Linked DNA regions of Homo sapiens: region 2 is linked to region 1. The links are chromatin loops, found by intact Hi-C in ENCODE. Cell type or tissue: HCT116. All regions are shown on one strand.

Region 1 (4,000 bases):
GGAGATCTTGTATATGAAAACATTCAGAGTATTATAAAGTCCCATACAAATATGAATTATTATTCTTATACTTTACCTGGAATTTCAAATGAGTTTGGAGCCTGGGCTCTTTAATCAAGTCCTTTTGTTACAACTCTTTACACAAATAATACCTGCCTAATTTCAGCAGTGCCAACATTGTATCAGTTATTATTATTTTAGAGATGGGGTCTTGCTCTGTCCCCCAGGCTAGAGTACAGTGGGGCAATCATATCTCACTGCAGCCTCAAACTCCTGGGCTCCAGCGATCCTCCTGGCTCAGCCTTCTAAGTAGCTGGGAATACAGGCACTCACCACCACATTGGGCTTGCTATTTATGTATTTATTTATGAGTGAATGAGAGGGGGGTCTCACTATGTTGCCCAGGCTGGTCTGGAACTCTTGGCCTCAAGCAATCCTCCCACCTCAGACTCCCAAGTCTCTGGGATTACAAGTGTGAGTCACCACAGGCCCCATATCAATTCTTAACATCAACTTTTATTTATAGAATTAAGCTGTCACTAATGTACACAGTATCTCTTTAGTACTAGGATTTAATGAAGTCTCATTACCACTAACCTTATCATCTATTTTACTTCCCTCCAGATATCCTCTATTATCACATCAATTTAGTAGCGAGATCATCTAATTGGTTTATTGGCCCCATTTACATTAACAAATCAGTTTTAACCAGTTTACTTTCAATAATATTTGTGAACTCCTTAACATAATCATATATTATTTCTCTAAACTAACCTTAATTATTCCATACTGAATTCTTCTCAGCCAAGAATGAACCATTAATAACTCTTCTTCCTATTTCTGGTTTTCCCCAACAGGTAGATTCTGATCTACTGCCAGACCTAGTTCTTCTTTCCTGAAATAAAGTATATTTATGAAGTACAATAATAAATTAAGGCTATCAGCTCCACAAGTTATGCACAAAAATTAATTTCGTAACTCTATAATCTCACTTCATCCACACACGAGTTTATATTTTCTATGGAATTTTTCCATTACTATTTCATAAGAAAGGCCACCAAACATACTCCAAGTTATGGAATGGCTGGTCAACTGCAAGCTTCAATTTTTTTCCTTCAGGGCAAGGAAGTTTGACATTAAAAATAAGGAAATGGCATATTGATAATGCAGTCTGATATAAGAATTTATTTTCTTATGCCTTTTAACCATTGAATTTGAATGGCATTCCAGTCTTAACTTAGATCTAACAGAGTATTATAAAAATATTATTCTCTGAAATTTTGCCTCTTCAGAAATCTTTAAACAAATGTAAAATAATCTTTCCCAAACAGAAGTTGAAACAGTAAAAACTTCAATGGACTTTGAGATTTGCAAATGTAACAATCACTTACAATCATTATCACTAACGATTTATATCCTTAAGATGAAACATCCTTCAAGAATGCATTAGGTGCACCAGGTGCAGTGGCTAATGCCTGTAATCCCAACACTTTGAGAGGCCAAGGTAGGAGAATCCCTTGAGCCCAGTTCACGACCAGCCTGGGCAACACAGGGAGACCTCATCTCTACAAAAAATGAATAAAATTAGCCTGGTGTGGTGGTGCACACCTGTAGTCCCAGCTACTCAGGAGGCTGAAGTGGGAGGACTGCTTGAGCCCAGGAGGTCAAGGCTGCAGTGAACCGAAACTGCACCATGGCACTCCAACCTGGGCAATAGAGTGAGGCCTTGCCTCAAAAAAAAAAAAAAAAAAAAAAAAAAAAAGCATTAGGTGCTCCTCCTGAGTCACTAAAGTATGGGTGATGTTATTTTAATATACTTAACTTCACTGCCTTTCCATAGGTAGCAATTAAATCATTCCCAAGATGCAAGTTAAACATTTGGTTCTCAGGATCACCAGTAAAAATTTCAAATCAAAACTTAGGAAATCCACAGCCACTATTTTGTACAAACATAGATTAATACTACTCTATGGCATAACCCACAACTTTAAATATTTATCCCCCTGTGAATGGGATTATAAAGGTACCTACTATATCATCTCAGACCCAATAAGAAGTTTAGCAACAAATGTCTCCTAATTTTCATGATCTCCATGTGGCCTATATAAAAGTAAACTGTGAACCTCTTCCAACAACAGTAGCCTCTACATTTTTTAACCAATTTCACATGAGACTGACAAGATACTAGTTATCCTGAGAAATGTGTTAAGTTTCCTGACAAATAAAGCCTGAACTAAGATCTCCCTTAAGTAGTCTAACTCTACAACCTCAGAATTCTTAAGAAACAAAAAATATCCTAAGAAGTTATCCATTCCCCTCATCCATCTTAGCAACCAAGTGGAGAATCTGGCCCCTCGCCACTAGAGGGGGGTGTTTCTTTTATTGGTTTCTCTTTCCCCCTAATTCGGCTGACCAGAATTTCTGGTTGAACTAGAAATAAGCCTCAAGATCAACATCCTGACCTTTATTTTTAATATCGTGTGGCCTTTTTTCTTTTTTTCAGGCCTAGTTAACACTAAAATATAAATTTCAATCCCTAATTACTTGTACTATTATGCCCCACATCATACTCCGTTGCCTTTCTACAAAGAGACTAACAAACTACACAATTTAGAGACTTTGACATTAGTTCACTGAAAATAAACAGAAAATCCAACCAAGTTTGAGTGTTTTTTTAAAAAAACCTTCTCATTTGCCAGGTTCATTATTTCATTTGAATCACTATAATACTATTTTAAAAATTAGACAGACAATAGCAACAAACTTTAAGGAAAAAATATACTTAAGAGACTTGCCCAAAATTTCAGGTAGCAAATGGCTAGGCCATAATGAAGACTCAAATGCTCTGACTCCTAGACCATTTCCAGTTCTATTATTCTATGCCATGAGTGAAAGGTACTAGATGAGAAGACCAAGGGGTGAACTACTCTTACTTTTTACTCTACCAGTCTAGAGCAAATAGATGTATGATTACTCATGTAACTCACTATTGCTCCTGGCAAATAACATATACCCATCTGCTTAGAATAGTCTCCACTGGCCACAAAATCAAGTCACAAGATGAGGAAGGAGTGGATGAAGGAGATAAGGGGAAAGAGTTGCAGAAGAGAAGAAAATAAATCTATCAAACAATCTTGAGGTCAGGCATGAGACACAAAATATACAAAAGTGAGGACCAAGATCTAAGCAAGAAATCAGAATCAGAATCAGAAAAAGAAGGAATGAACAACAAATGGTAGCAGTCACACCACCAGATATTCAAACAACCCAAAAGACTCTGGAAGAGACAATGAGTGCTGTTTGATTCCTTGCTGCTTCCTATGAAGATCCCTGGTCTAAGGCAGAGCCCCTTAGAAAAGATAGAGACAAGACCTGGCCAGTTAGAATCTGCATCCACTTTATGAAGGCAGAAGACATGGGGAGGGAAGAGCCCCAGCAAAAAGAAACCTATCCAAATAATATCAAATCCACCTGACGTGAATCTGCTTGGGACAAAGTAGGTATCACATCAGGATGTTTCTGGCTGCAAATGACAAATTCGCAGATCATGCCTACTTACACAATGAGGAACTGTATTATCTCACAGAACTGGAAGTTCAGAGGTAAGGCAGACCAAGTACAATACAATCAGCAATTCAGGAAGGTCATCAAGGGCTCAGGTTTCTTCCATCTGTTCTGTCATCATCTAGATCAGCTGCACCCCCCAAAGCTAGTTTCCCTCATGGTCCCAAGATGGATAGAGCAGTTCTAGCCACTATACTCAAACATAAAATCACAGGGAGATGAGGCATCATCTCTTTCTTTTCTCTCTGTTTAGAATCAATAAATCCTTTCCCAGAAGCACTCAAGCCGTCTGTAGACTTTTCCTTCATCTCTCATTGGCCAGAATAGGTTACAGGCCATTCCTAACTCTTCACCGGCAAGGGAAATGGGATTAACCATGACTGCTTAGACAAATCACCTGCGGTGGGATGAATACTGGGGAGTCAATCACCATGAC
Region 2 (4,000 bases), 510 kb before region 1:
ATCCCATCTTGATGCTGGAAACTTGGAGAGAAATGGAGTGGATTAATTTTCTCAGGTACTAAAGAAAAAAGTTTCTGAATATCAAAGGTAGGACCAGAAACTGCATGAATGGCTCTACTAGAAAGCTCCACTCCAGGGCGTGGCAAATCAGGGCCTGGCTATTGGCAGTCTCTTGTTTCTAGAACATGTTTCTGGAAGATTCTTCAAATGCATGTTGCACACAAATATGTTAAGCATGAATTTACTATGCTATTTGGCACAGGGAAAATACTATATCCAAACTCTGCCTCCTTTTAAGTTGAGAATGGGCTGGAAACTTGGAGGAGGTCAGGTTCCTAAGGATGGGCTTTGCTAAGCAGAGGAATATGGGGAGGCTGCAAACTGGATTAGCCAAGAGAAAGCTAAATCGTTAACATTTTGTGGGGTTGAACTTAAGAATTTCTGAGTCCTGTGGAGTTCATGGACATAAGGACAAGAACAAAAGGCTGCCACATCTGAATTGCAAACCTTTTTAAAGGTCCACTGAGACCAGAGGCACTTCTACTCCAACCCTTCTGTAATCCGTGAGGCACAAGGGTAACCTTAATGGAGTTCTTGTATGTAAAGAAAGGAACCAGATTCCCGGGCCCTTCTGAGTACCCATGATTTCTCCCCAACCTCATCTGATATGCTTTTGCCTCTGGGTGTTTGCTTACGCTGTTCCTGGTGCCTGGAATGCATATTCCTCTTTTCCGCTCACCAAACTTTCATTTATGCTTAGAAGCATAAATCGAGTCACACCCCTTGTGTGTAAAGCCTTCCTTGGACACTCCCAGCGGAGTTGGTTACATTCTGCTTGGGATTCCCACTTTGCATGTTCTTCTACTTGTCACAGGCTATTGTCTTCGTTTTGTTTGTTTGTTTTAAGAGACTGTTTTCCACAGGCAGGAAGGAGGACAGGCTTCCTATTCCCTTTCAGAAGTCCAAGGGCCAGGTAGATTCTGGTGCTTGTTAGCGGCTCCTTTTTGAAAGAACAGGAAGGTATGAAGTCTAACCTGTTGACAACGCCAGGATGGTTTTACTTTGTATTATTCATTTTGAGCAAATTTCCAAGGGGACTTTGAGAGACCAATGGGGAACAACGTGGAGGACTCCTGAGATGCAGACTCCTGGAACTTTCCCTGTCCCTGAGTTGTGGTTCAATAGAAAATGTGCACTTAGAAAGATATCTGCCCAAGTCAAACCTGTGTCCCAGGGAAAGGGAGGGCCAGGTGGAGACGGCAGATCTCATCCCCACAGACCTCCAAAGGGCCCTTTGGCACCATGATTGCTCCCTCTTCAGTCCTTCCAAGCCCTGTTGATGTTATAATCCCTGTTATTCAAATTGCACCAGAGGAATCCATGCCAGTCCATTCTGGCTTAGTCACTTCACTCATCAGCCCAGCATCCAGGGTGAGTCATTCAGCTTCAGGTTCCTTCACTTGTGGATAACAAAGTTGCTAACTTCATAGGATGGTTAGAAGAATTAAATAAGAGGTTATTTATTTATCCGTGTATTTATTTACACAATTTAAATGGCAGTATAACATAGACTGAAGTGCAAGAATCTTAACTGTAAGCTCAATGATTTTTTTAACATACATGTGCAGCTGGTAACCACCACCCAGATCAAGATAGAGAATTAAATGAGATTTTAAAAGCTGACAGAAGCTTATAAACTGTAAAGCGCTGAAGAAATGTTGGTTTTGAGTATTACCAGGAGGTGGAGCCTCTTTCCCATTAAATTCCCCTCCTATAACTTCTAGGTTTCTAGAAATCATTAGCACCAGTTGCAACACCCTAGCAAATCATTGCTGGTGCCAGGACCTTGATACCCCAGCCATGCAGAGTGGAGACACAGACCCATCCATTGCTGTTAATCTCCACATTATCAGCATGACTTCTCTGAGTCATGTTAGCCCCTGCATCCTCCCCTTCAGGCAGCAGGATGTCCTCACAAAACAGGGCCATTGACAACACAGGTGTGCAATTTCAATTCAGTACAATTTGATTCAAAAAGATGTGCCCTTTATGCTGGCGCTGGACAGAGAAGGGGAGAAGAAACTTTCTTGGCTGGGCCCTCCAAGGGGGCTTGAAATCTGTGAGGCTGTGGCCAGTTTATACATACCTGTGAAGTGAAGCCCACAGAGGCAAGAGCTGTGACTGTCACCCTTCTCACCCATGGGACTCTCTACCAGAGGGTTTCCAGACCCTCTCTCCAGGGCTGTCTACTCCTCTGGGCTGTAGCCAGCTTCTCCACTTTACCTGCTAGATTTCTCTCCTGGCTACTCTATGGCCCTCAGAACTTAGTGATTTCCTAAGAAACCCATCTTTTTACCTCTTCCACCTGGCTTCCTCCTCCTGGCTTCCCTCTTTCTCCGTTCTGGCATCACTAACTCCCAATCATCCACTCTAAGCCATATCCAAGGGTCAATTTTACACTGGCCATGGTTCTTCCTTCTGAACTTTCTCTGTCATTAGCTCCAGTGTCACCTTGAAAAGCCCCCATTCTGCCAGAGCCTCCTAACTGGCTTTCTATCAAAGCTGGAGTCCACTCCGTCACTTCCCTGACAAATGTTACCCACCCTTCCAGACCAAGGAAAACGCCTCTGCCTCCCAGAAGCACTCCTCGATTCCTTCAGTCACATGTTATTTACCTATTCCAACTGTTGACTATGGCCAGCCTTTCTCACAGTAAGTTTCTCACTCTCTCTTTCTGTCTCTGGTGTTAGGGCAGTATTTGGCCCTGGGCGATGGTGAATGAATGGATGAATGCTGCATTCAAGGCTAGACAACATAAGTAAAGGCAAAGCCATTGAGCTATTAATCATACTTTCAGGGACCCAAACCTCTTTTAAAAGGCCAGAATATGCTAATTCAAGTGGAGGCTTTGAGAGTCTTCCTTTATCCTCTCCATCCCTGACCCTTGAGCCTATCAGAAATGGGCAGACACCTGACACCTCACACTGCTCAATGCATGAAAATGCTGAATCTAGAGAAACTTTGTCATAATTACCTACCTACTTGAAAGTACAAACTACGTAATTTGCCTTTAAGTGTTCTTAAATTAATATAAATAATGAAGTATGCTCAGAATACTCAAGTACTGGTACATCAAATTGAAAACAATTAAAATTAAGATGGATTTGTTAGTATTGTGACTATTATTGATTAAAATGGTAATGATAAATAAGGAGAAATGTTAAGTACAACAGGGAGTTGGTAATATTTCTTCAAAGTAATCATTTTGCTGTGACTACCCAATTATTAGTACATTTAATGTGTTATTCAGTGCAATTAATTACCCACTTTGCTTCTGGGAAGGCACTAGGAAAAAATTGCTTTCTGCCTGGAGTGGAAAAGCCACTGCTTCTGGAGTGATGTGTGATGAAGACCACGCTCTTTGCGGATGTGGCTCCTAGCAACTCTGATAGAAGCTGCACATGCCCTTAGGGAAGAAGGGACACAACAGATGTAGCAGGTTCTCACTCTCACAGTCACTTGCTTTAGTAACCATGAGAGGTGCTGGTAAGCGGGCTGGAGGATGGAATCAGGAAACCTAGCCTGAGTCTTGGCTGGGTCAACTAGTTGTGTGACCTGAGTTTAGCTGCTGTGTCTCTCAGTGGTTCATTTTCCTCCTCTGTAGAATGGGAATAATACAACCTGTAGAGATCTCTATGTAAAGGGGACCTGTCAGTGGTGCAGATGTGCTGGGCTACAGTGATTACATGTCAAGAGCCTCAGGTCTTCCCCCAGGCTCACTCTGACTTGGAGATTTGCTTCTGGCTCCTGTAAACCACTTCTGGGAGTCACCTCTGGCAGTGTGCCATAGGTCTGCAACATCTAAATGCAAGGTGAATGTGGAAGTTTGCATACCTGCCCTCTACCCCCACTGTCAGAGGCATTTGAACCAGAGGGACTCCATCTTGAACAGGGGCTGGGTAAAATAAGGCCGAGACCTACTGGGCTGCATTCCCAGGAG

Evidence for each region. Hi-C counts contacts between places; a loop is a spot of excess contacts. Peaks named below come from ENCODE experiments on the same cell type or tissue, not always from the same donor. Only the 100,000 strongest peaks of a DNase experiment are listed, where the experiment ranks them.
Region 2: it touches region 1 in a loop (2.1-fold over the local background); 4 of 110 quality-filtered maps call a loop at or near these places.

The regions. Positions count from the first base shown.
Region 1 is chr9:99,805,097-99,809,096 of GRCh38, forward strand. It overlaps LOC101928438 (a long non-coding RNA gene), which reads right to left. Exons shown (of 7, transcript NR_109802.1): 2 at 775-895. Among named protein-coding and RNA genes, the nearest start is that of NR4A3, 15 kb to the right of the region's middle. In HCT116, a CTCF peak has its summit at 2,351 (motif pointing right); a DNase peak (open chromatin) is centred at 2,356.
Region 2 is chr9:99,298,001-99,302,000 of GRCh38, forward strand. It overlaps LOC124902231 (a long non-coding RNA gene), which reads left to right. Exons shown (of 2, transcript XR_007061691.1): 1 at 1-55. Among named protein-coding and RNA genes, the nearest start is that of NAMA, 75 kb to the right of the region's middle. In HCT116, CTCF peaks have their summits at 1,732 (motif pointing right) and 1,936; a DNase peak (open chromatin) is centred at 1,744.